Linked DNA regions of Homo sapiens: region 1 is linked to region 2. Evidence: read pairs that join two places in POLR2A ChIA-PET (ENCODE). Cell type or tissue: PC-9. All regions are shown on one strand. Links, peaks and the distances in the headings refer to the core of each region. The heading gives the core; the rest is flanking DNA. Region 1 overlaps APOBEC3H (apolipoprotein B mRNA editing enzyme catalytic subunit 3H). Region 2 holds the start of LOC105373032 (a long non-coding RNA gene).

Region 1 (12,320 bases), core at 4,144-6,643, 230 kb after region 2:
AACTCAAGATGACTTTCCCTGGGGCATGTCAGTTGCCTCATAGCCTGCTGGTCCTGTAAGCAAGCACTAAGCTCCACAGTGCCAGTTCCTTGCCCCAACCTGGCCCCATCCAAGTACAGAAGACCTTCCTTTCCTCCTTTTTCCATATTGCTTTCTGTTCTAAGTGGGTGAATAATTTTATAATTGAAAAAATAAAGATAAAGTCTGTAAATCCAGCCGGGTACGGTGGCTCACGCCTGTAATCCTAGCACTTTGGGAGGCTGAGATGCTCGGCCAATAAATTTCTATTGTTTATGAATCACCCAGTCTGTGGTATTTTGTTATAGGACATATGGACTAAGATACTGAGTTAAGGCCAGGTGCGGTGGCTCATGCCTATAATCCCAGCACTTTGAGAGGCCGAGGTGGGTGGATCACCTGAGGTCAGGAGTTTGAGACCAGCCTGACCAACATCGCGAAAACCTGTCTCTACTAAAAATATAAAAAATAGCCAGGCATGGTGGCACGCGCGTGTAATCCCAGCTACTTGGGAGGCTGAGGCAGGAGAATCACTTGAACCTAGGAGGTGGGGGTTGCAGTGAGCCGAGATCACGCCACTGCACTCCAGCCTGGGCAAGAGAATGAGACTCCATCTCAAAAAAAAATAAGAAAAAAGGCCAGGCACGGTGGCTCACCAAAATGCTGTAATACCAGCATTTTGGGAGGCTGAGGCAGGTGGATCACCTGAGGTTGGGAGTTTGAGACCAGCCTGACCAATGTGGAGAAATCCCGTCTCTACTAAAAATACAAAATTAGCCTGGCGTGGTGGCGCATGCCTGTCATCCCAGCTACTCGGGAGGCTGAGGCCGGAGAATCGCTTGAACCTGGGAGATGGAGGTTGCAGTGAGCTGAGATAGCGCCATTGCACTCCAGCCTGGGTAACAAGAGCAAAACTCCATCTCAAAAAAAAAAAAAAAAAAAGAAAAAAGAAAAGTACAAAGGATTTTATTCTACAGCACCAAAAAAATAAAAATAAAAAAACAAACAACAACAACAATGCTCTATTGAAGGAGTCTCTGTTGAGTCTAGAATCGCTGCATTATTTTGTAGTCCAGGTAACCTCTGTCCTTTCTCAGTATCTGTGTTCAAATAAATAAGGTCAAACTCTATGGAGCAGAGGTGCCCACAAAATTGATTGAAAAAAGCAAAAAACAGCCAAGTGCAGTGGCTCACGCCTGTAATCCCAGCACTTTGGGAGGCTGAGGTGGGCAGATCACAAGGTCAGGAGTTCGAGACCAGCATGGCGAACATGGTGAAACCCCGCTCTACTAAAAATACAAAAAAATTAGCCGGGTGTGGTGGTGGACACGTGTAATCCCAGCTCCTCAGGAGGCTGAGGCAGGAGAATTGCTTGAACCTGGGAGGCAGAGGTTGCAGTGAGCTGAGATCACACCACTGCACTCCAGCCTGGGTGACAGAGCGAGACTCTATCTCAAAATAAAATAAAATAAATAAAAATTATAATTATTTATAGTCATTTCCACAGTTAATTGCTTAAGGCTGATGCAGTTTCTGAAAACTTCAGAAGCATGCAAAATCCTAGAATATGGTATCTTTTAAAAGGTTCATAAAAGGACTCTGAAAAGCACCTTTGAATACAGGTTTCTAGTAACTTTAAAATCATATCATGTAAAAATAAATAAATTTTGAAAGATCACATCATAAGTAAGAATTTCCCATGAATTCCACAATTCCCCAAGAATTGGACTGGGTAAGAATTCCTGTTGCTTCAATAAGAAAAGAAAACAACTGACTGGTTTATAAAACTGCTAACACAAGTAAAACAAAAATTCATGAAATACCAAAAAACTTTGCCAGATTATCATGCTAAATCGGCCAATATTAAAATTGTTTAGATATACAATTTGAATGAACTTTATGGTCTAAATCAAATTACCTATGATAACCCATTAGTTATCACTGCTATGCACCTAGATTGGAGAAGCAGCTGGTATTCAAGAGGACATAAGTCCAGTGTTAAGCATGGACTCATGGAGAACCAGGACGGCCGCCTTGTCCTTCCTGAGTCCTAAAAACTTTTGTTATTAAAGGTTCTATATTCCATGACTCATCATGGAAAAGATAAAATAATCCAAATTGAATATGTGGACTTACAAATTGAGGAAATAGTTTATTTTTATTTATTTATTTATTTTTGAGATGGAGTTTCACTCTTGTGGCCCAGGCTGGAGTGCAATGGCGCAATCTCAGCTCACTGCAACCTCCACCCCCCGGGTTCAAGCGATTCTCCTGCCTCAGCCTCCCGAGTACCTGGGATTACAGGTGCCTGACACCACGCTCAGCTAATTTTTGTATTTTTAGTAGAGACGGGGTTTCACCAGGTTGGCCAGGCTGATCTTGAACTCCTGACCTCAGGTGATCCATCTGCCTAGGCCTCCCAAAGTGCTGGGATTACAAGCGTGAGCCACTGCGACCGGCCAAGGAAATAGTTTAAAATCAATGTTTGGTTGCATATTCTTGGGAAGACAATCAAAGCTTCAGGTACATTTGGCTGCGTGATGGGCCATTTAAACATTTATAAAGGGATTTCATTCAATTGTCATTTTCAGTGCTTTTTTTTTGGTTGTATAAAAGCTTTCCCATGCAAGAGGGCTAATGTAGCAGTAGATTATTGTGCTACAGTGTATTTTCACCAGATAAAGAAAGCTTTGTGTGGTTCACTGAGGACAACCCTTTCACAATCCAGAACCCGAAGAATGGATCTTCTGAACATCAGAGAAAGACTGTCCTTGCCATCCACATTGCAGCAAAACTTTGGAACCTTGAACTTTGGGTTCATAATCTCACAACTGAGAAGCGACCCTCCACATTCTTGGAACTGTTCACCCACCAGAACCCTTAAAGTAAAACTAACCAGAGATGTCACTCCCCAGAAGAAGATGGCATCCTTAATGTGAACAGCTTTTCCCAAGATCACAGATCAAGACTTCTCTAGGCTGGGCGTGGGGGCTCACGCCTGTAATCCCAACAATTTGAGGTGGGAGGATCACTTGAGGTCAGGAGTTCGAGACCAGCCTGGCCAACATGGTGAAACCTCTTCTCTACTAACAGTATAAAAAATTAGCCAGGCATGGTGGTGGTGCAAGCCTGTAATCCCAGCTACTCAGAAGGCTGAGGCAGGAGAATTGCTTGAGTCTGGGAGGCGGAGGTTGCAGTGAACCGAGATCGCGCCACTGCACTCCAGCCTGGGCAACAGAGTGAGACTCCATCTCAAAAAAATAAAAAAAGGTTTTTCTATTATCGTGAGACTCTTATCCTTGAATATTTTTTCTTATTTATGCCTCTATGAACAATAGAAGTGGAAAAGGGGTCTATTATGTGCACTTATGGGGTATACTTTTATTTGTAAAGGAGTTTGCAGCCAGCCTTATATATGAATAACCTTATACTTTAATAGATAAAAGATAAAGGCCCAGTGTAGGTGAAAAACTTTAATGGTACATATGTTGCCTCATAATAAGTCAGAAACAGAACATTCATTCATGTCTCTTAACCCACATCACGAGTTAAAGAAAACACTGCCTTTACTCTTCTAGAAGGACATCATTTGTTAGGTCCTTTTTCCATAGTTTAGAATAAAAGTGGCAATACTTAGTATGTATCCCTCACAATAGACTCTATAGCAGATTCTACTTTTTTTTGGGTGGGGGGGGTAACAGAGTCTCCCTCTGTCACCCAGGCTGGAGTGCAGTGACACGATCTCGGCTCACTGCAACCTCTGCCTCCTGGATTCAAGCAATTCTCCTGCCTCAGCCTCCTATGTAGCTGGAATCACAGGCGCCCACCACCATGCCCAGCTAATTTCTGTATTTTTAGTAGAGATGGGGTTTCACCTTGTTGGCCAAGCTGGTCTCGAACTCCTGACCTCAAGTGATCCGCCCGCCTCGGCCTCCCAAAGTGCTGGGATTACAGCATGAGCCACCACAGCTGACCCTTTTTTTGTTTGTTTTTAAGATGGAGTCTCGCTCTGTCACCCAGGCTGGAGTGCAGTGGCGTGACCTTGGCTCGCTAGAACCTCCGCCTCCCGGGTTCAAGCGATTCTCCTGCCTCAGCCTCCCCAGTAGCTGGGATTACAGGCACGTGCCACCATGCCCAGCTAGTATTTGTATTTTTAGTAGAGACAGGGTTTCACCATGTTGGCCAGGCTGTTCTCAAACTCCCGACCTCAAGTGATCCTCCCGCCTCGGCCTCCCAAAGTGCTGGGATTACAGGAATGAGCCACCATGCCCGGCCAGCAGAGTCTACTTTAAAGGGTAGCATTATACAGCAGACTTTAAATTCTCTTGTGAAAGTTATGCTGAACAATAGAATTCACGAAACAGAAAAGTACCTGGGCTGCTGTTGACACTTGTGGCCTGTGGAGAAATACATCAAATGTAGGTTACACAAATTCAGTTGTAGTAGATTAATGAAAAGACTACTTAGTCAAGATGAAGAGTAGACTCTTCATCCAGCTCATTTTCTATTTAATTTTAAGGTTTGGTGTATGGGGACCCTGGGTACTCCAAATTCTTGGTGTTATCCTCCCGATAGTCATAATAGTCTCCCTGATGTGCTGTATTCTCTCAAAGGTTTTTAATGTTTGTACACAGCCAGCTCTAAAACATCAAATGGTCTCTCTTCAACTGGAATGACAAAAGCTAAAAGAAATGTGTGACCATGAGGTCACCATGACCTATGAATGACATGCTGAGACCCACAACCCAAAATGATAACAGAGTGGTGATAAGGCCCTAAGTTTTGGTCACACTCTCACTTAAGTGAGAACCTGGCCAAAAAGGGGGAATTTTTAAAACAAAATTAAGGACGGCCATTATTTTGGACTGAGCTCATACACTAGGCCTCAACAGACCAAACCAAACAAAATGGAGTCACTCGTGCTAAATGTGACATAATCAAACTAAGACTTTAACGAAACATAGATCCTAGAACACACCAGGTTTTGTTTTTCTCCTGTAAACAGAACATCCCAGCATAAAGGGGTACCGTCTACTCAGTTCTTGTTCCCTCCTCACAAAACCTACTGTTCTACTGTTTCCCAGTGGGTTTCAAGACCAAATAAGCACATTTATGATGGTAACAGTGACATCAATGACTAATGTTTTCATCAGTCTCTCAAATTGAGAAAATTATCAAAAGGGGGAAACTGGCCAGGAGTGGTGCCTTACACCTGTAATCTCAGCACTTTGCGAGGCTGAGCAGGCAGATCATGAGGTCAGGAGATCAAGACCATCCTGACTAACACGGTGAAACCCCTTCTCTACTAAAAATACAAAAAGTTAGCTGGGCCTGGTGGTACGCACCTGTAGTCCCAGCTACTCGGGAGGCTGAGGCAGGAGAATCACTTGAACCCAGGAGGCGGAGGTTGCAGTGAGCTGAGATCGCACTGTTACATTCCAGCCTGGGCGACAGAGTGAGACTCCATCTCAAAAAAAAAAAGAAAAAAAAAGAGGAGGGGGATTGTTATAGCAAACTAAATATGGCCTGAGAAGGACTCCATACTTCTATATTTGAGTCCTTGTGGATGAACTGTAACCTAGCTTAACAGTCAGACAACATTTAAAACCTCATTTAGGAGTATGCACCTGTAACAATAACTGAGGCTGGGCCAATCCTAGCAGCCATACTTCAATCACTCATAGACTGCTGTGTTCAAACTGTGTTCAAATAAAGTAAACGCTAACCTGTAAGCAATCCGTCTGTTTCTGTACCTCGCTGCCGATTTCTGTATGTCATTTCCCCTTTTCTGTCTATAAATCTTTTTCCACCACGTATCTGCACTCAGTCTCTGTGAATCTGCTGTGATTCTGTGGGCTGACCGATTCGCAAATTGTTCATTGTCCAATTAAACTCCTTTAAATTTGGGCCAGGCACCTGTAATCCCAGCACTTCGGGAGGCCGAGGTGGGCAGATCACCTGAGGTCAGGAGTTCGAGACCAGCATGGCCAACGTGGCGAAACCCCATCTCCACTAAAAATACAAAAATTGGCAGGGCATGGTGGCAGGCGCCTGTAATCCCAGCTACTAGGGGGGCTGAGGCAGGAGAATCGCTTGAACCCAGAAGGTAGAGGTTGCAGTGAGCCGAGATTGACCCATTGCACTCCAGCATGGGGGATGGAGTGAGACTCAGTCTCTAAAAAAAATAAAAATTAAAATTAAAAAACTCTTTTAAATTTAATTCAGCTGAAGTTTTTCTTTTATCTGTACCGAGCTTAATACCTGGGTGATGAATTAATCTGTACAAAAACCCCCATGTCACAAGTTCATTGTCGATAAAAAGAGTAAAACTCTGTAAAATATTTGAAGAGATTTATTCTGAGCATAATATGAGTGACCATGGCCCATGACACAGCCCTCAGGAGGTCCTGAGAACATGCGCCCAGAGTGGTCAGGGCGCAGATTGGTTTTATGCATTTCGGGAAGGAATGAGACATCAATCAAATACATTTGAGAAATACATTGGGCTGGACGCGGTGGCTCACGCCTGTAATCCCAGCACTCTGGAGGGCTGAGGCGGGTGGATCACAAGGTCAGGAGATCGAGATGATCCTGGCTAACACAGTGAAACCCTGTCTCTACTAACAATATAAAAAATTAGCCGGGCATGGTGGCGGGCGCCTGTAGTCTCAGCTACTTGGGAGGCTGAGGCAGGAGAATGGCGTGAACCCGGGAGGCAGAGCTTGCAGTGAGCCGAGATCGTGCCACTGCACTCCAGCCTGGGTGACAGACCAAGACCCCGTCTCAAAAGAAAGAAAGAAAGAAAGAAAGAAATACATTAGATTGGTCCAGAAAGGCGGGACAACTCAAAGGTAGGAGGGCTTCCAGGCTATGATAAATTTAAACATTTTCTGGTGAAGCAGGGGTTAAAAGAGAAAAACAAGTTTCCTCTTGCTAGGCTGACCCACTCCAAGACCTGGTGATAGGCAGCAGAGCTCTGGCAAAGATTTGATAACTATCTGCAAAACCAGAGCCCTCAAAGGATGTGCTCCAGAGCCCCCTCCCCTCCCAGTTATGGGCAAGGACGAGAAAACAGGTTCTTCTCCTATCCCAGCTCCCCACTCCCCTCTTAGTAACCCTTCCTTAGTGAAACTCAAGGTTACTTTACAAAGTTTTACGGATTCCTGTTTCTCCTCTGTGTAACATAACAAGGTCATCAGACATGCTCAGGTAAGACATGTACCAGCTGTAAATCCTGCCTTAGTTTGGTAAGTTCCTGTTTTTTCCTCAGGTTGCAAAACCTGTCACTGTATGATTAACTGCCTTTGTTCTGCCTCTGTAAGTCCGCTTGCCTGCCTTGTAAGCTTTGTGCAACTAGATGGCCAACCCCCTCAGTTGTATGTATAAAAGTCAAGCCCCGTCTTTGTTCAGGGCTCAGCCTTTCGGATGCGAATCTGCTGAGCCGGTGCACACTTTAATAAAATCCTCCTGTTTCACCCATTTGGTCTCTTTGGTCCTTTGATTCCTACAACACTAGTTGACGATTTGCTTGTGATACCCTACCTTGTTTAACCTGAGTAACTCTCTCCTAGCAGAGAGAGAGCCGGACAGACTCCATTTTAGTTTCTTCACTTGCAGCCTCCCTTAAGGCATAACTAGTGTAAACCGACTCACAGCACGTCCAGGAATGCACCTACTGAGAAGATACTGAGGCAAGCTGCACTAGCAGCTCCTGGGGACGCGCGTGGTGGATGGCACCCAAAACCCCTGCATTTATCTCTTCGTGATAGTTTAGGCCCCTGCACCTGGAACTGTTTATTTTTTGTAACTGCATTTGTAACCAATTAATTTTTTTAACTTTTTGCCAGTTCTGCTTCTGTAACAATTGCCTCAGCTAAACTTCCCCCTCCCCTATTTAGACCATGGTATAAAAACAAAACTAGCCCCTTCCTCAGGGCTGAAAGAATTTTGAGCATTAGCTGCCTCTCGGTCGCCGGCTAATAAAGGACTCCTTAATTTGTCTCAAAGTGTGGCATTTCTCTATAACTCGCTTGGTTACAGCAGCTGAGCTGTCTAAAGACCTGGGATCACTAGGATCATAGAAAAGAAATGTTCAGGTTAAAACATTGTGGAGACCAGCCAGGTGCAGTGGCTCACGCCTGTAATCCCAGCACTTTGGGAGGCTGAGGCAGGTGGATCACCTGAGGTCAGGAGTTTGAGACCACCCTGGCCAACATAGTGAAATCCCGTCTCTATTAAAAATACAAAAATTAGCCAGGTGTGATGGTAGGTGCCTGTAATCCCCCACTCCAAAGGAAAAAAAAAAGACTGCAGAGACCAAGGTTCTTTTGAAGTCTTATAGTGGCTGCCTTTAGAGATAATAGATGACAAATGTTTCCTATTCAGATTTTTTTTTGAGATGGAGTCTCGCACTGTCGCCAGGCTGGAGTGCAATGGTATGATCTCGGCTTACTGCAACCTCCGCCTCCTGGGTACAAGCAATTCTCCTGCCTCTCAGCCTCCCGAGTAGCTGGGATTACAGGCACCCACCACCATGCCCGGCTAATTTTTTGTATTTTTAGTAGAGACGGGATTTCTTTATGTGGGCCAAGCCGGTCTCAAACTCCTGACTTCGTGATCCACCCACCTCGGCCTCCCAAAGTGCTGGGATTACAGGTGTGAGCCACCACGCCTGGCCCTATTCAGATTTTTTAAAGGTGCTAGACTCCTAGTTAATCTGTTTAGGATTGGGAGGGCCTGGATCTAGCTACATTAATAGAGATTCTTTACAGTTGCAAATTTTCCCCCACAAAGGACAGCTTTGCAGGGCCATTTCAAGATATGGCAAAGAAACATGTTTTAAGATAAAATATTTTTATTTTCTTCCTTGTCTCGTAATGCTATGCCAGAGTCAGGTTGGAAAGTGAGTCACGATATGTAGGGTTAAATAAAACCCATCTAGTGAGAATTTATGATTTGTAGGGCATGACTCCTCAGATCCCTTAGATAGGAATTTGAGCAAAACAAAAAAATCACAGTGTAGTCCTCATCACCCATGTAACAAACCATTCGTTGTCCCCCTGTACCTATAATCAAAGTTTAAAAAATAAAGTATTTTTGAAAAGAAAATGCAGTATATACAAACAGTAGAATATTAGGAGATTCTATCATGTGCTACAAAGTAGGTGGTATGTACACATAGTAGAATATTATTCAGCCTTGAAAAAGGAGATTCTGTCATACCTATAATATGTTTATAATAAAAGTTTTAAAATATACCCCTGTACCTATAATAAAAGTTTAAAAAATAAAATAAAGTGTTTTTTGTTTTGTTTTTGTTTTTGTTGTTTTGAGATGGAGTCCCGCTCTGTCGCCCAGGCTGGAGTACAGTGGCACGATCTCGGCTCACTGCAACCTACGCCTCCTGGGTTCAAGTGATTCTCCTGCCTCAGCCTCCCGAGTAGCTTGGACTACAGGCACTTGCCACCACGCCTGGCTAATTTTTTGTATTTTTAGTAGAGACGGGGTTTCACCATGTTAGCCAGGATAGTCTCAATCTCCTGACCTCGTGATCCGCCCGCCTCGGCCTCCCAAAGTGCTGGGATTACAGGCATGAGCCACCACGCCCGGCCAAATAAAGTAGAAATAAAGCCAAATAAAAAAGAAAATGTGGTATATACAAACAGTAGAATATTAGAAGATTCTGTCATATGCTACAAAGTAGGTGGTATATACACATAGTAGAATATTATTCAGCCTTGAAAAAGGAGATTCTGTCATGCACTACAAAATAGGTAAACCTGGAGGACACTATAGCAGGTGAAATAAGCCAGTCACAAAAAGACTAATACTGCATGATCCCACCTCCTTGAGATATCTACAACAGTCAAACTCAAGGAAACAGAATGTAGAACAAGGGCTATCTGGGGCTAGGGGAGGGGGAAACTGAGAGTTGTCATTCAATGAGTATAGAGTTTCAGTTTTGCAAGATGAAAAAGCTCCAGAGATCTGTCACCAAACAATGTAAGTATAGTTAACAACACTGGGCCAGATGAGGTGGCTCATGCCTGTAATCCCAGCCTCCCTGAGGAGGGCGAATCGCTTGAGCTCAGGAGTTCAAGACAAGCCTGGGCAACATGGTGAAACTTGTCTCTACCAAAAATAGAAAAAAAAAAAAAAAAAAAGCCGGGCATGGTGGCGCATGCCTGTCATCTGAGCTACATGGGAAGCTGAAGTGGAAGGATTGGTGGACCTAGGAGGTGGAGGTTGCATTGAGCCGAGATCGCACCACTGCATGACACAGTGAGACCCTATCTTCAAAAAAAAAAAAAAAAAACCCACTGAACTGTACACTTAAAAATGGTTAAGAAGCCAGATGTAGTGGCTCACACCTATATTCCCAGCACTTCCCAGAATTTATGGTTTGTAGTGTAATGCCTAACTTTGTTTTTTACTAACCTTATTTTAACCTTGTTTTTACTAACCCTATTTTTAAATGTTCCCTTTTTGTCTCCTTAATTACCTAGCCTTGTTTCCCATATGAATAGACTCTCCCTTAGCGGGGAAAGCCGACGAACTCCATCTGGCCCCTTGATTTACAAGACGTTAAGGGCTCCTTACCCGACCCCCTTCGTCAAGGAGTTAACCTGTGTAAGCTGATCCTCAGCATTTCAAAGGAGCTCAATGAACTGATAAGGTACTAGAACAAACAATGTATGAAGTTCCCAGGATTTTGCTCAAAAAGATAACAACATAAAGCCTTGAGTCTGTGTCCGGCATAGCATCCATATCTAACTCTTATGAAGGATTTAGAGCCCCGCACCTGGTTCCGTTGCTTTTTTTGTAACCATTTGTCTTTTAAATTGTTTATTTCTCTGTAACCATTTGTTTTTTGATTCTTGCGTGTTTTTACTTCTGTAGAATTATTGCATTTGAGCTCCCCTCCCCTTCCTAAACCAAGCTATAAAAGTAAATCAAGCCCCTTCCTCGGGGCCGAGAGAATTTTGAGCGTTAGCTGTCTCTTTGGCCACCGGCTTAAATAAAGGACTCTTAATTCGTCTCAAAGTGTGGCGTTTTCTCTAACTCGCTCGGGTATAACAGTAGGGCATGACTCTTCAGACCCCTTAGATAGGAATTTGCACAAGCTGAAAAGATCAGAGCTTAGCCCACACAAAGTAGATGAATAGGAGAAAAGGCATACTAATTTATTAACATGTCCATGAGAGAGAATGACAGAGGGAGCACTCCAACCCCACAAAGAGCTGTAGCAGTTCATATACCATCTTGAGGTTACAGAAAGATTTGGGGCTTGGATCCTGGCAAAACAGGCTATGGGAAAGGGAGAAGAGGAGGCCTGGCTGGCAAAGGTGGTCTTGTTATGTAGATGAAACCTCACAGATAGCAGTCCTCGGAGGAAAAAGATGGTAAATGTTTCTTTCAGAGTTTTAGGGTGTCAGAATCTCAGTTCCTCTTTCCTAGATCTGGACAAGGGAGGGCCTGGGAGAAAACCAGGCTGCAGCAATGCAGATTTTCTACAGATGCAAATCTCCCCCACAAAAGACCGCTTTTGCCGGGCGCGGTGGCTCAAGCCTATCTGTAATCCCAGCACTTTGAGAGGCCGAGGTGGGCGGATCACCTGGGGTTAGGAGTTCAAGACCAGCCTGGTCAACACGGGGAAACTCCATCTCTACCAAAAATAGAAAAAAAAAAAATTAGCTGGGTGTGGTGGTGTGTGCCTGTAATCCCAGCTACTCATGAGGCTGAGGCAGGAGAATCGCTCGAATCCAGAAGGCGGAGGTTGCAGTGAGCAGATATCATGCCACTGCATTCCAGCCTGGAGGACAGAATGAAACTCAGTCTCAAAATAATAATAATAATAGAAGACCGCTTTGCAGGGCTGCTTCTGTTTGCAGGAGCAGCCATCTCAAAATATATCAGAGAAGGATATTTTGATTACCTTTACTAGCCTTTCAGGTCTCAGAAGCAGATAGATGATGATGGATAGATGGATGGATAGATGAATGGATGGATGGATAGATAGATAGGTAGATATGAGGACTAAGCTCTGCTTTTTTTTTTTTTTTAATCTTGCCCAAATTCCTATCTAAGGGGTCTGGGGAGTCATGCCCTATAAACCATAAATTCTCATCAGATGAGTTTTATTTAACCCTCTGTTTCATGACTTACTTTCCAATATGATCGCTGAAGGGGTTCACCTTGCCCACTGCCTAGACAGAGCTGATTTATATCAAGACACAGCAATTGCAATAGAGAAAGAGTAATTCACGCAGAGCAGGCTGTGCAGGAGACTGGAATTTTATTAT
Region 2 (12,320 bases), core at 4,159-6,658:
TTTAGTAGAGACGGGGTTTCACTGTGTTAGCCAGGATGGTCTCGATCTTCTGACCTCGTGATCTGCCCGCCTCGGCCTCCCAAAGTGCTGGGATTACAGATGTGAGCCACCGCACCCGGCCAACAACTTTCTTTTTGGCTTAGTGATTTGGGGGTCCTGAGACTTACCTTCCTTTCACCAAAAAAACCTGTAGTACAGCAAACAAAAATTTAGTAGCTTAAAACACAAGAATCTATTATCTCTCATGATTCTGTGTTTGACGGGCACTTTGGATGGTTCTCTTTCCTGCTCTTGTATAGGGTAACTGGTGTGGCCACGGTCAGAGACAAGGCCAAGGCTTGATGTGTACATCTGGAGTCATAGTACTGGATGCTGGCTGGGCCTCTCTCTCCTCGTGGTCTCTCATCATTCATAGTCTACTTCAAGCTTGCTTATGTGGTTCCAGGAGTCACACAAGAAGGTGAGAGACACACAAAGCTTCTTAAGGTCTTGCCTTGGAACTTACACAACATTGCTCCCTCTGCATTCTGTTGGTCAAAGCAAGTCACAAGGTATGGTGAGCAGATTTCAAGGCCACTAAGGTTCCTGCCTCCCCCAACCCAGTGTACATGTCCTGTATAATCCCCTCCCTTTGAGCATGAGAGGGACCTAAGGAACGTGTTGGGATTTTGCTCCCATGATTAGGTTATATTGAAAAAACAGGCCGGGTGTGGTGGTTCCTGCCTGTAATTCCAGCACTTTGGGAGGCCGAGGTGGGTAGATCACCTGAGGTCGGGAGTTTGAGACCAGCCTGGCCGATATGATGAAACCCCATCTCTACTAAAAATACAAAAATTAACTGGGCGTGGTAGTGGACACCTGTAATCCCAGCTACTGGGGAAGCTGAGGCAGGAGAATCACTTGAACCTGGGAGACGGAGGTTGCAGTGAGCCAAGATTGTGCCACTGCACTCCAGCCTGGGCAACAGAGCAACACTCTGTCTCAAAAACAAACAAACAAGGTTTTGTAGACATAATTAAGGTCCTTTAAGTTGACTTTGACTTATTCAAAAGGGAGTTTATCTTGGTCTGACCTAATCAGGCGAGCTCTTTGAAAGACAATCCAAGCCTCTCCCAAGAGGAAAGGTTGGAAGCAGTGGAATTGCGCTCCTGTTGACCTTGAAGAGGCAAGATGCCATGTTGTGGAGAGGGCCATGTGGCAGGAACGGTGGTGGGTGGTTTCCAGGAGCTGAGGACCTCAGTCCTACAATCACAAGGATCTGAATTCTGTGACTAGCCACTGAGCTTGGAGGAGAACTCTGAGTTTTCAGATGGGGATGTGGCGCCAGCTGACACCTGGATTGCAGCCTGTGAGACCCTGAGCAGAGACTTCAGTTAAGCTGTGCCTGGACTTCTGACCCACAGAAACTGAAATGATAAAGGGGTATTGCTTTAAGCAATCAGTGATAGAGCATAGCAAACTAATATATCAGGCCAGTCCAGATTCAGGAACAGGGAAAGAGACTCCATGCCTGGATGGGAGGAGTGGCAGGGTCACACTGAAAAGGGAACGCAGAGCTATTATTGTAATAATTTACCTCAAGGGTCCCTAGTTGGGACACAGCTCATGCTTAAAGCTGATGGGATCCCTGGGGCCAGACACTCCTTTCACAAAGGCACCTGCAGAATTCTGGGCATCTTACCTTTGTGACTTCTACCAGTTGGGTGTGGTTGGGACTCATGGGCTATGCCTCCATGTCCCTAGCATCAGACACATGTGGGTGCCTCATAAATATCTGTGGGACAAATCAAGGAATGAAGGTGCTGAACTGGGCTTTGCAGGGATGGGGAGTGAGGCCTTTGCCAAACAGAGTTTGTCTGCACCTGGGGCAAGGAGGGACTCAGGGATGGGAGGAGGTAGCTTTGTCCCAGGCTTCGACTGTCAGCCTGGCATGGTTGAGGCACAGAGTCTCTTAAGGCTGTGGACAGTGTCAGAATTGGGAAAGAGTACTTTAGCTCCAATCCCATTGAAGATCTATCCAAGTCCACTTTCCAGAATGGACTATCCCCTCCCTGATGCCAGAAGTCAGTGCCTTGAGCTTGGGACCACAGGCCACAGGCCTTCATTCTGTCCCTGATTTGAGGTCCTGGAGGGCTGGGGTGTGAGTTAGAATGTGGAGGGTGTGGCATCATCTGGACATTTAACTCAACACAGAGTCAACTCTGCACTTGTCTCCATCATTTAGAAAATGTAAAATGATTTTCTGCAGATGTCTTTATCACTATACACTGCACACTGCTGCAACTCAACCCCTTATGTGATTGTCTTAGTCACATGTAAGTGACTTATTAAGGAAGTGCTCCCAGGGGAGATTGCTAAGGGAATGAGTGAAGCAAGATAGGAAAGGGAAGGAAGCAAGCAGAGAGTAAGGTGTCGAGCTAAAGTCCTGCAGTGAGTGGCCCCAGCCTCACGCCTCAAGGGATCTGGAGAGTAAGTTATTCCTCAATATTTTCCCCCACCCACCAGACCCTGGTTACAGGCTGCAGGGCAAGGGTATTAGGTGGGGGGAATGTTGATCCCCCAGACACGTGCTGCTTTCTGCCTCTGTCTGCAAAGTGGCTTCAGTACCCTGGGGATGGCCTTTGGAAGGAGAGCTATAGATGCTGGCTGCTGGAGGAAAGGCACATGGGTGGGCTTGGGGGGACATAGAACAGGGACCCCTGGGGATCCGAGCAGGGAACAGATGTTACTGCGGAGGGATGAGACACAGCAGCTGAGTATGGTACTTTATAGGCTCTGCAAACTCCAAGCTGCTCCCACCCCAGGCCCTTGATCCTTGCTGTTCCCTCTACCTAGAACAGTCCCATCTTCTCCCAGGGGTGGCACGGTGGCTTCTTCAGTTCTTTCAATCTCTGCTCAGATGTTACCTCTTCAAAAAGATTTCCTCTGATGACCTTATGTAAAGGAGCCCCAACTCCTACCCACCACCCTCTCTCCCCATAGATGAGAAAGAAAAATAAAAACTCAGGACCCGAATTCACTATCTTCCGGACATGTCCTTGACCTTGGCAATATAAGCTTCTCAATTGATCGAGGCCTGTCTCAGACACTTTTTGGTTACAATGTCTATTTTTTCCCCTGGTCCTTAACACTATCTGGCGTTATAGGAATGGTTTGTTTAATATGACCATTTATTTAATGCCTGACTTCCTCACTAGACGCCAGGCTCCACAGTGGCAGGGACTTTGCCCATCTGGTTCCCACTTTTTCTCCAGTGCTAACACAGGGCCCTGCACACAGTAGGTATCCAATTCATATATATATATTTTCCAATTAATATTTGTTGGGTGTGCCATTGAAGGGCTTGTTAAGAGTAATTTTGACCATATAACATGTATAGGGATTCAGGTCCAGCAACTGCTTGCTGCATCTCTCTCCCCCTCTCTGCAATGGGCTCTGGGAATGCAAAGTAGAAAAGATGGGATTTCTGCCCTGGAGGAACTGAGATGCTTGAAGAGATGGATGTGCACACGGATGAATTTCAGCGGTGCAACTTTTCATCATCAACCTCTTTGAGCCTCAGTGTTCATCTGTAAAATGGAGATAATCATTCCTAGCTTGTAGAATTCTCATGAGGATAACAACATATGATATATATCAGCATCTGCAACTGTGTTGGGCACACAGCAAGTCTGCAGTGGTGGAAGTGTACGTTTATATATGCTCTGAGCCAGTTTATACCTCAAGAGAGATGAACATCACACACAACCCCCCCACACACACACGCACACAACGTATACACTTATATGTTTTTCTTCCACTGAAAGTATATTGGACCAATTCTAGAAATTGAAGCTGTATTGACCAAAAATAACAACAGCTAACACGTTGTACAGAACTCCTTATAGGGTTCATACCTATAATCCCACCACTTTGGGAGGCCGAGGCAGGAGGATCACTTGAGGTCAGGAGTTCGAGACCAGTCTGGCCAACATGGTGAAACCTCGTCTCTACTTAAAAAAAAAAAAAAAAAAAAATTAGCCAGGTATGGTGGTGGGCACCTATAATCCCAGCTATTCAGGAGGCTGAGGTAGGAGAATCTCTTGAACCTGGGAGGTGGAGGTTGCAGTGAGCCGAGACCGCGCCATTGCACTCCAGCCTGGGCAGCAAGAGTGAAACTGTCTCAAAAAGAAAAAAAAAAAAACTCATTATGTTTCAAGGACTCTTCTGAGAGCTTTACATACAGTATTAATAATTTATTTATTTATTTTTTCTTCTTTTCTATCTCTACCTGATTAGAGAAAAGGTATTAATAATTTGATCTCAAAAGGATCCTACGAGGTAGATGCTGTTGTTATTCCATTTTACTATTGAGGATACTGAGTTTCTATCCAAATGTGGAAGACTCAGAGGTGAATGAAACTTTTCTTCTTCCATTTAATGCCCTTCCCTTATCTCTTCCTGCTGCCCAACGAGTCCAGCCACATGATGCTATTTGACCTAGGAAGCTGTGGACAAAGAAGCCAAATACAGGAGTTCAGGGGACAGTGTGAGCCCCTGAACATGTAGAGAATAGAGACGTGTAGAGTTCCTTCTGAAACACTGCACTGTGAAATTCTGTGCCTCCGAAGACAGGCTCGCTATTTTTAGAAAGAGGGCAGCAGAGTCGTTGGAAATATGCCCGAATACGGTCATGATTGGGCAAGGGACACGGGAAACGCCAATTTTGGCAAAGGGATTATTTGGAAGTGCAGTTCTGACCAAGTCATTCCTCTGTTTAAGATGTTTCAACATTGAAGGAGCCAAAATATCAACAGTGAAAAAACCTCTTAGTGGCTGTTGCTGTCTCTAGAGGAAGCCTGAGCTCTTTCTCGTGGCAGAGCAACTCTTCCCCATGTCCCTACACCCTGTACCCTCAACCTGCACACCTTCTTCGTTGGGTCTCTTTGAACCACCTGCTGTTCCCGGGTGGTCCCCGCTTTTCCACACCTTTGTACCTTCACCTGGGATGCACCTATGCATCTTTCAAAACTCAGTTCTGGGGTCTCCTGTATGAAGCCATATCTGGCCCTGCCAGGTAGAACTGGCCAGCCTTCCTTTGCCCCATTTTGGTGTTTATAGAGCATCAAGAACACAGGAGAGTTCTTCCTGGTGACTTGCCACCTCCCTGCAAAGCATGAGCTCCCTGAGGGCATGGCCCCCTGTGCTGCTTGTTCCCTGGACAGGGCCTGACACTAGGTAGACAGTCAAGTAATATTTACTGGGCTTCAATCATATGCTTGTACTATTCTAGGAGCTGGGGACACAGCAGAGAACAAGACAGACAGAGTCCCTGCCCTTGAGAGTCTTGGATTCTTATGGGGGCAGCAGACAGACAACAAACACACAAGGCAAGATGATTTCAAGTCAGATATGTGTTGTGAAGAGGCTGAATAGGAATGCACAGTGGAGAGGAACAGGGCGCATGGGTGGGGTGCTCAGCATGGTGGCTGGGGCAGGCCTGTAGAGCAGCCACATCTGAGATGAGACCCACACCAGGAAAAGGAGGCAGCTGTATAGATCTGGGAGAGGAGGTTTCCTAGCAAAAGGCCCTGAGGCAGGGACACACCTGGCATATCTGAGGGACAGAAGGAAGCCAGCGGGGCTGGAGCCGAGTGGACAGAGAGAGTGAGGTCAGCGAGGGAGGCAGGGCCCTGCAGGCCATGGAGGAGAGCCTGGGCCTTGATCCAAGTACAGGGAGGAGGCCCCCAGTGACAACTCACTGCAGAGGCGAAGGGGCCTGGCACAGCAAGCTGGATGCAGAGGCTGAGCCCTGGGTGAGGTTCCGAGGGCCAAGAGGCAGATGCATTTCCAATCTGCTGCAGCGCAGCCTCCCCGATGTATATTCAGAGAGGCAACAGGCTGTACATTAAAATGGAAAGAGCTGGAAACTCCCTGGAAACTCCAAGCCTGGGCACCATCTCACAGATGGGTGCCCAAGACGGAGGGAGCCATTCCCCTCTGGTCTGCTAGTTAATTAGGGCTTCTCTACAAAGACACTTGGAAATACAATGATTTAAAGAAGAGCGTTTGTTCCTTTCTTCCACAACAGTCTGGCTTGTCAGGCCAGGGGCGCCCCAGCAAGGTCTGCGGGACTGACAAGGGGTGGTCAAGGCCACGGTGGGAAAACTGACACCTGAGCAATTGCAGATAAAATCCAGGGGCACTTCTGGCTCCCACAGGCCCCTCGTCCGGACACCTCTTTCCAGTGAATGCGAAGCAGATGAGAAGAGATGCAAAGCTCTGGCGTGATGTCTTTCATCTCTCAGCTCTGTGCAAACTTGTTCTCTTCCTGCTCTTCCTGTTTTGCTGGGCAGCATGTTTTTTGTTTTGTTTTTTTTCTTCCAACTACATTTTAGTGGTTTAGGGGGAATGCTAGTTTCTCCAGAATCTTTTTCACTTTAAGGAAAGTTAGGGCACCCTGACAAGGGGGTGCTGGGAGGCTGGTCCTCTCTTGGGTTCCATTCTGCCAGTTTTCTTTTCTTTTCTCTTTTCTTTTTTCTTTTCTTTTCTTTTCTTTTCTTTTCTTTTCTTTTCTTTTCTTTTCTTTTCTTTCCTTTCCTTTCCTTTTCTTTCCCTCCCTCCCTCCCTCCCTCCCTTCCTTCCTTTCTTCCTTTGTTCTTTCGTTCTTTCTTCTTTTCTTTTTGCGTTTTGCTCCTGTCGCCCAGGCTGGAGTGCAATGGCTCTCACTGCAACTCCACCTCCTGGGTTCAAGCAATTCTCCTCCCTCAGCCTCCTGAGTAGCTGGGATTACAGATGCCTGCCACCATGCCTGGCTAATTTTTGTATTTTTAGTAGAGATGTGGTTTTGCCATGTTGGCCAGACCGGTCTCGAACTCCTGACCTCAGGTGATCGACCCACCTCGGCCACCCAAAGTGCTGGGATTACAGGCATGAGCCACCGCACCCAGCCCCATTCTGCCAGTTCTGCTGAGCTGTGTGGACTCCTGCCCTGGAGCAGAGGGCTGGCATATGGCTGGAGAAGGCTGGCCATTGACCCGTGCTGCTGACCGCCTGCCCTCCCCAGCATTTGGGCCCCGGTGCGGTGCCCTATCCCTGCTCACAGCGGGGACCAGAGTCACCTGGGGCCTTCCGCCCTGGCGGGAGGAGGAGGACCCCCCACTATGTGTCCCCTCACCTTTGCCTTTTCCTCCTCATCCCCTTCCCTGGGGTCTTGAGGGGGCCCCTTAAGGGGATTGACAATATCAAAAGCTTGCTGATAGGAGATCGGCTGTGAGGTTCCTGTTCCTGTCGTAACACAGCAGTTCTGGGATTGTTTTAGGAGAGAAACTTTGAGAGGTTAAATGAGAAAGGAGCCTTCTGGTGGGTTCATTGAGTTCTGCCTCCAAAGCACACACCCAGCAGAGAAGCCCCGAGAAAGTGCTGGGCCCAGCTAAGCACCCCAGATCTTGTGCCCAGGGACACACCTGGACCTCCCAGACAATCCTGGGAGGGATTTTCCAGGGGTGTGGAGTTCGTGGTGAGGCAGAGCCAGCCAACAGAAGAACGCATCAGTCTGATTATGTAGTTAGTTTAGAACCCAACCCAATTTCGGGAGTCCCTAGCTCTGGGAGATTGCTCCCACCTTTGTCACCACCAAAATGCATCATCTTTCTTCCGTTTCTCTAGTGTTGTGTGTATGACTCCGATTTGTGATGTATCCCCCGCCACCTGGAGAGGCAAGGAGGTCTGTCATCCACCTGGGAGGTCCGGCTGTCCAGGGCGGGCGTCACCTGTTGGGGGTGCCAATAAAGATGCCGCCTAAGGGAACCACATCCTGATAATCATGTTCTGAGCCATGGGGGAACCCTGCTGCACTCCAGCCTCAGACTCTGGGACAGGTTGGAGCCCCAGTGACTCTCACATGGAGATAGGACATCCCTCTGGGGGACATTGTGAGCCACAACCTCAACCCCATTTGGGCTGGGGATTCTCTGTTCCCAGGGTCCTGTGTGAACCGCAGCTGCTGAATGGTGTGCAGAATTGGAAGAGTTATGATCAAAAGCCAGTTCCTGTGTGAATTTAAGGGTGCTGGGTGGTTAGTCCAGGGGCCTACTGAGAACTTGTCCTATTCTTTTTTATTTTTATTTTTGACAGAGTGTCGCTCTGTTGCCAGGCTGGAGTGCAGTGGAGTGATCTTGGCTTACTGCAATCTCTGCCTCCCAGGTTCAAGCGATTCCCCTGCCTCAGCCTCCCGAGTAGCTGGGACTACAGGTGCACACCAACACGCCTGGCTAATTTTTTGTATTTTAGTAGAGACAGCATTTCACCATGTTAGCCAGGATGGTCTCAATTTCCCAACCTCGTGATCTGCCTGCCTGGGCCTCCCAAAGTGCTGGGATTACAGGCGTGAGCCACCGTGCCCGGCCCGAACTTGTCCTATTCTTGACCCCACATGAACAGAAATAAGAGGTAACAGGACTGTCTCAAATAACCTCAACCTCATATGCACATTAATGTGAATTTTTGGATGCCCTGAAAGGCAGATTTTATGTGCAGAAAAGATTATCCAGGGGTTTTCTTAAGTTTTAAAAATTAATATTCAATTTATTAAAGTTATAAATAAAAGGAAAAACCTAGTTTGTCCTTACACTTTTAATTTCAGCTTAAATAACTTATTATTTTAATTATAGATCTAGCAAATTTAGCAATCACTTCTAAGAAGGCTCTGATTAATTTTGGTCTCATTTACGAACTTAAACTCCTTTAAACTTTTCATATTGCATTATTCATCACATATAATATATTTGCTTAACTTCCTAAGTATAATTGGCTGACAAACCTTCTTAAGTGCTGAAGCAATTCTTATAAATTGAATGCATTTAGCATATAAATATGAGCTTGAAGTCTGACTGGCTGTTCCAGTACTACGTGTAAAAGAGCAAATCCCAAGTCCAGATCATTTACTCAGTTACACATTTAAAATTGTAATCTTGAGGCAATCTATTATTTTAATAGACTGAGTTCTCTTAAATATTATAAGAATATAAAATAGAAAAAACACCTTAATATAAAAGATGGCCAGGCGCGGTGGCTCACGCCTGTAATTCCAGCACTTGAGACGCCAAGGTGGGTGGATCACCTGAGGTCAGGAGTTCGAGACCAGCCTGGCCAACATGGTGAAACCCCATCTCTACTAAAAATACAAAAATTAGCCAGGTGTGGTGGCGCATACCTGTAATCCCAGCTACCTGGGAGGCCGAGGCAGGAGAATCACTTGAACCTGGGAGGCGGAGGTTGCAGTGAGCCAAGATTGCACCACTGCACTCCAGTCTCAGCAACAGAGCGAGACTCCATCTCAAATAAGTAAATACATAAATAATTAGGATTTTGTTCTTTTTACATTTCTGTACGTAATTCAAGTCTTCCTGGGGGTAAAAACTACTTACTCACTAAGGGAATAATTCAGTCATTTCAAACCATTTTTGAGGGTCTCTACTCAGCAGTTTGATGTTGTGTAATGATTCAGGATTCTTCTCTGTGACCCTGATGGGCCATTCCGATTCCTATTTATAGATGCTTATCTCAAGACCTTCTGTGTGGGTAGTCTCAGAGCCCTTGGGACTGCCTTCGTCCACAACCTTGGGTTTGAGTCATATCACTACCGAATTCTTCCCTCTGTTCATGGAAATCTGGTAACTACATCAACGAGGTATTTTCTACAGAACTGATTGGGTTTTTTGTTTCTTTGCCTCATAAGATATAAAAATGTCTAAAGGCCCTGGAATGTCACAGTATTAATAGCTGATGTGTATGGAAGGCCTACTATGTACTGGGCATAATTCTATGTGTTCTTCATTTGTTAATTCACTCAATCCTTTTTTTTTCTTTTTTTTTTTTTTTGAGATGGAGTCTCACTCTGTCGCCAGGCTGGAGTGCAGTGGCGCGATTATATTCACCTAGAAGTTTGTGAACACTGTTCCTCTTTCAGTAAAATCCATGTTATAGATGCTGCTGGATTTTAGGCATCCAGAAAGGCCTGAGATTGGCAGCTATTTGTTGACAATTCAATGGGTATAAAAGGTAAGCACTTAAGATAACCAACTATTAGAAGACTGAGAATGACGGTGGTGGGGAGTATTTGGGGGACAGGGGAGCAATACATTCTGGTGATGTCATTTTGGTTCATTACTCAGCAAATTTTTTTTTTTTGACAGAGTTTTGCTCTGTCGCCTATGCCAACTCAGCTTGCTGCAAACTCCGCCTCCAGGGTTCAAGCGATTCTCCTGCCTCAGCCTCCTGAGTAGCTGGGATTACAGGTGCCTGCCACCATGCCTGGCTAATTTTTGTATTTTTAGTAGAGATGGGGTTTCACCATGTTGGCCAGGCTGGTCTCGAACTCCTGACCTCAGGTGATCTGCCAGTCTCAGCCTCCAAAAGTGCTGGGATTACAGGCATGAGCCACCATGCCTGGCCTGAATTAATATTGTTAAAATGTCCATACTACCCAAAGCAATCTATAGATTCAATGCAATCTCTATCAAAATTTCAATTGCTCCTCTTTAAGTGGAGGCCTCAGGCAAAAATAAATAAATACATAAATACATACATACATACATACAGGAAAAAAGAAAAAAATCCAATAGAATTCTTCACAGAAATATAAAAGAAAAATCCTAAAATTTGCATGGAATCAAAAAAGGCCTTGAATACCCAAGCAATCTTGAGAAAGAATAACAAAGCTGGAGGCATCACACTCCTGCTTTCAAACTACATCACAAAACAACAGTAATCAAAGCAGCATGGTACTGGTATAAAAAGACACATAGACAAATGAAACAGAATAGAGAGCCCTGAAATCAACCCATGCTTATACTGTTAACTAATCTTTTACAAAGGTGCCAAGAATACACAATGGGGGAAGAGTAGTCTCTTCAATAAATGTGTTGGGAAAACTGGATATCCACATGGAAAACAATGAAATTGGACCCGTATCATACACCACACACAAAAATTAACTCAAAATTGATTAAAGACTTAAATGTAAGAACTGAAACTGTAAAACTCTTAGAAGAAAACAAAGGGAAAAAGCTCCTTGACATTGGTGTTGGTAATGATTTTTTGTGTAGGACACCAAAAGCATAGGCAACAAAAGTAAAATAAACAAGTAGGATTACATCAAGCTAAAAAGCTTCTGCACAGCAAACAATCAGTAAAATGAAAAGATAACTTATGAAATAGGAGAAAATATTTGCAAATCATATATCTGATAAGGGGCTAACATCCAAAATATATAAGGAACTCATACAAGTCAATAGCCAAAAAATAAATAACCTGATTTTAAAATGAGCAAAGAAATAATAATAGACATTTTTTCCAAAGAACACAGCAAGTATATGAAAATGTGCTCAGCATCACTAATCATCAGGCAATTGCAAATCAACACTACATGAGCTAGCAACTCACACCTGTTAGAATGGTTCTTTTGAAAAAGACGGAGATATCAAGTGTTGGCTAAGATGTGGAGGAAGACAAGGGAACCCTGGACACTGTTGGTGGGAGTATAAATTGGTACAGCCATTATAGGTAACAGTATGAAGTTTCCTCAAACAATTAAGAATAGTGCTACCATTTCATCCAAGAATCCCACTTCTGGATGTATAGCCAGATAAAATGAAGTCAGTATCTTAAAGAGAAATCTGCTCCATCATGTTCATTGCAGCATTATTCACAATAGCCAAGATATGGGAGCAACATAAATGTCCACTGACAGATGAATGGCTAAAGAAAATGGGAAATATATACACATTGGAATATTATTCAGCCATAAAAAAGGAAATCTTGCCATTTGTGACAACATGGATGAACCCACAGAACACAATGCTAAGAGAAATAAGCCAGACACACAAAGAAATACTGTATGTCTCACTTATATGTGGAATCTAAAGCACACACACACATACAGGTAACTATGTGAGGTGATGGATATGTTAATTTGCTTGGTTATGATAATCATTTCACCATGTATACACGTATCAGTGTGTCATATATCAAATCATCGTGTTGTATACCTTTAATATGTTCATTTTTTTGTCAATTATACTACCAGTTTTCTCAATAAAACTGGGAAAAAACGAAACAACATATAGTAACAATGGCAAAAAAGAAGCCAGTAAAATATATCCTATCATTCAATCCAAATAATCAATGGTGGAGCTGACTGTAAATTTTAAGAAAGAGGAAAGTAGAAACATTTATTGAGTGCTTGCTTTTTTTTTTTTTGAGATGAAGTTTTGCTCTGTCGCCCAGGCTGGAGTGCAGTGGCGCGATCTTGGCTCACTGCAAGCTCTGCCTCCCGGGTT

The links. ChIA-PET counts read pairs that join two places held together with the same protein. Peaks named below come from ENCODE experiments on the same cell type or tissue, not always from the same donor. Only the 100,000 strongest peaks of a DNase experiment are listed, where the experiment ranks them.
Region 1: POLR2A ChIA-PET joins it to region 2 with 24 read pairs; 4 of 35 experiments call an interaction of 5 or more read pairs at or near these places.

What each region holds. Positions count from the first base shown.
Region 1 is chr22:39,103,770-39,116,089 of GRCh38, forward strand. APOBEC3H (apolipoprotein B mRNA editing enzyme catalytic subunit 3H) reads left to right here. Exons shown (of 5, transcript NM_181773.5): 5 at 1-298. Among named protein-coding and RNA genes, the nearest start is that of APOBEC3H, 13 kb to the left of the region's middle. RefSeq lists an enhancer at 10,199-11,173. In PC-9, for the core only: no CTCF peak of the experiment used is centred there; no DNase peak of the experiment used is centred there; H3K27ac peaks cover 4 bases.
Region 2 is chr22:38,876,967-38,889,286 of GRCh38, forward strand. It overlaps LOC105373032 (a long non-coding RNA gene), which reads left to right and starts at 9,321. Exons shown (of 3, transcript XR_938256.2): 1 at 9,321-10,041. In PC-9, for the core only: no CTCF peak of the experiment used is centred there; DNase peaks (open chromatin) are centred at 5,605 and 6,327; H3K27ac peaks cover 506 bases.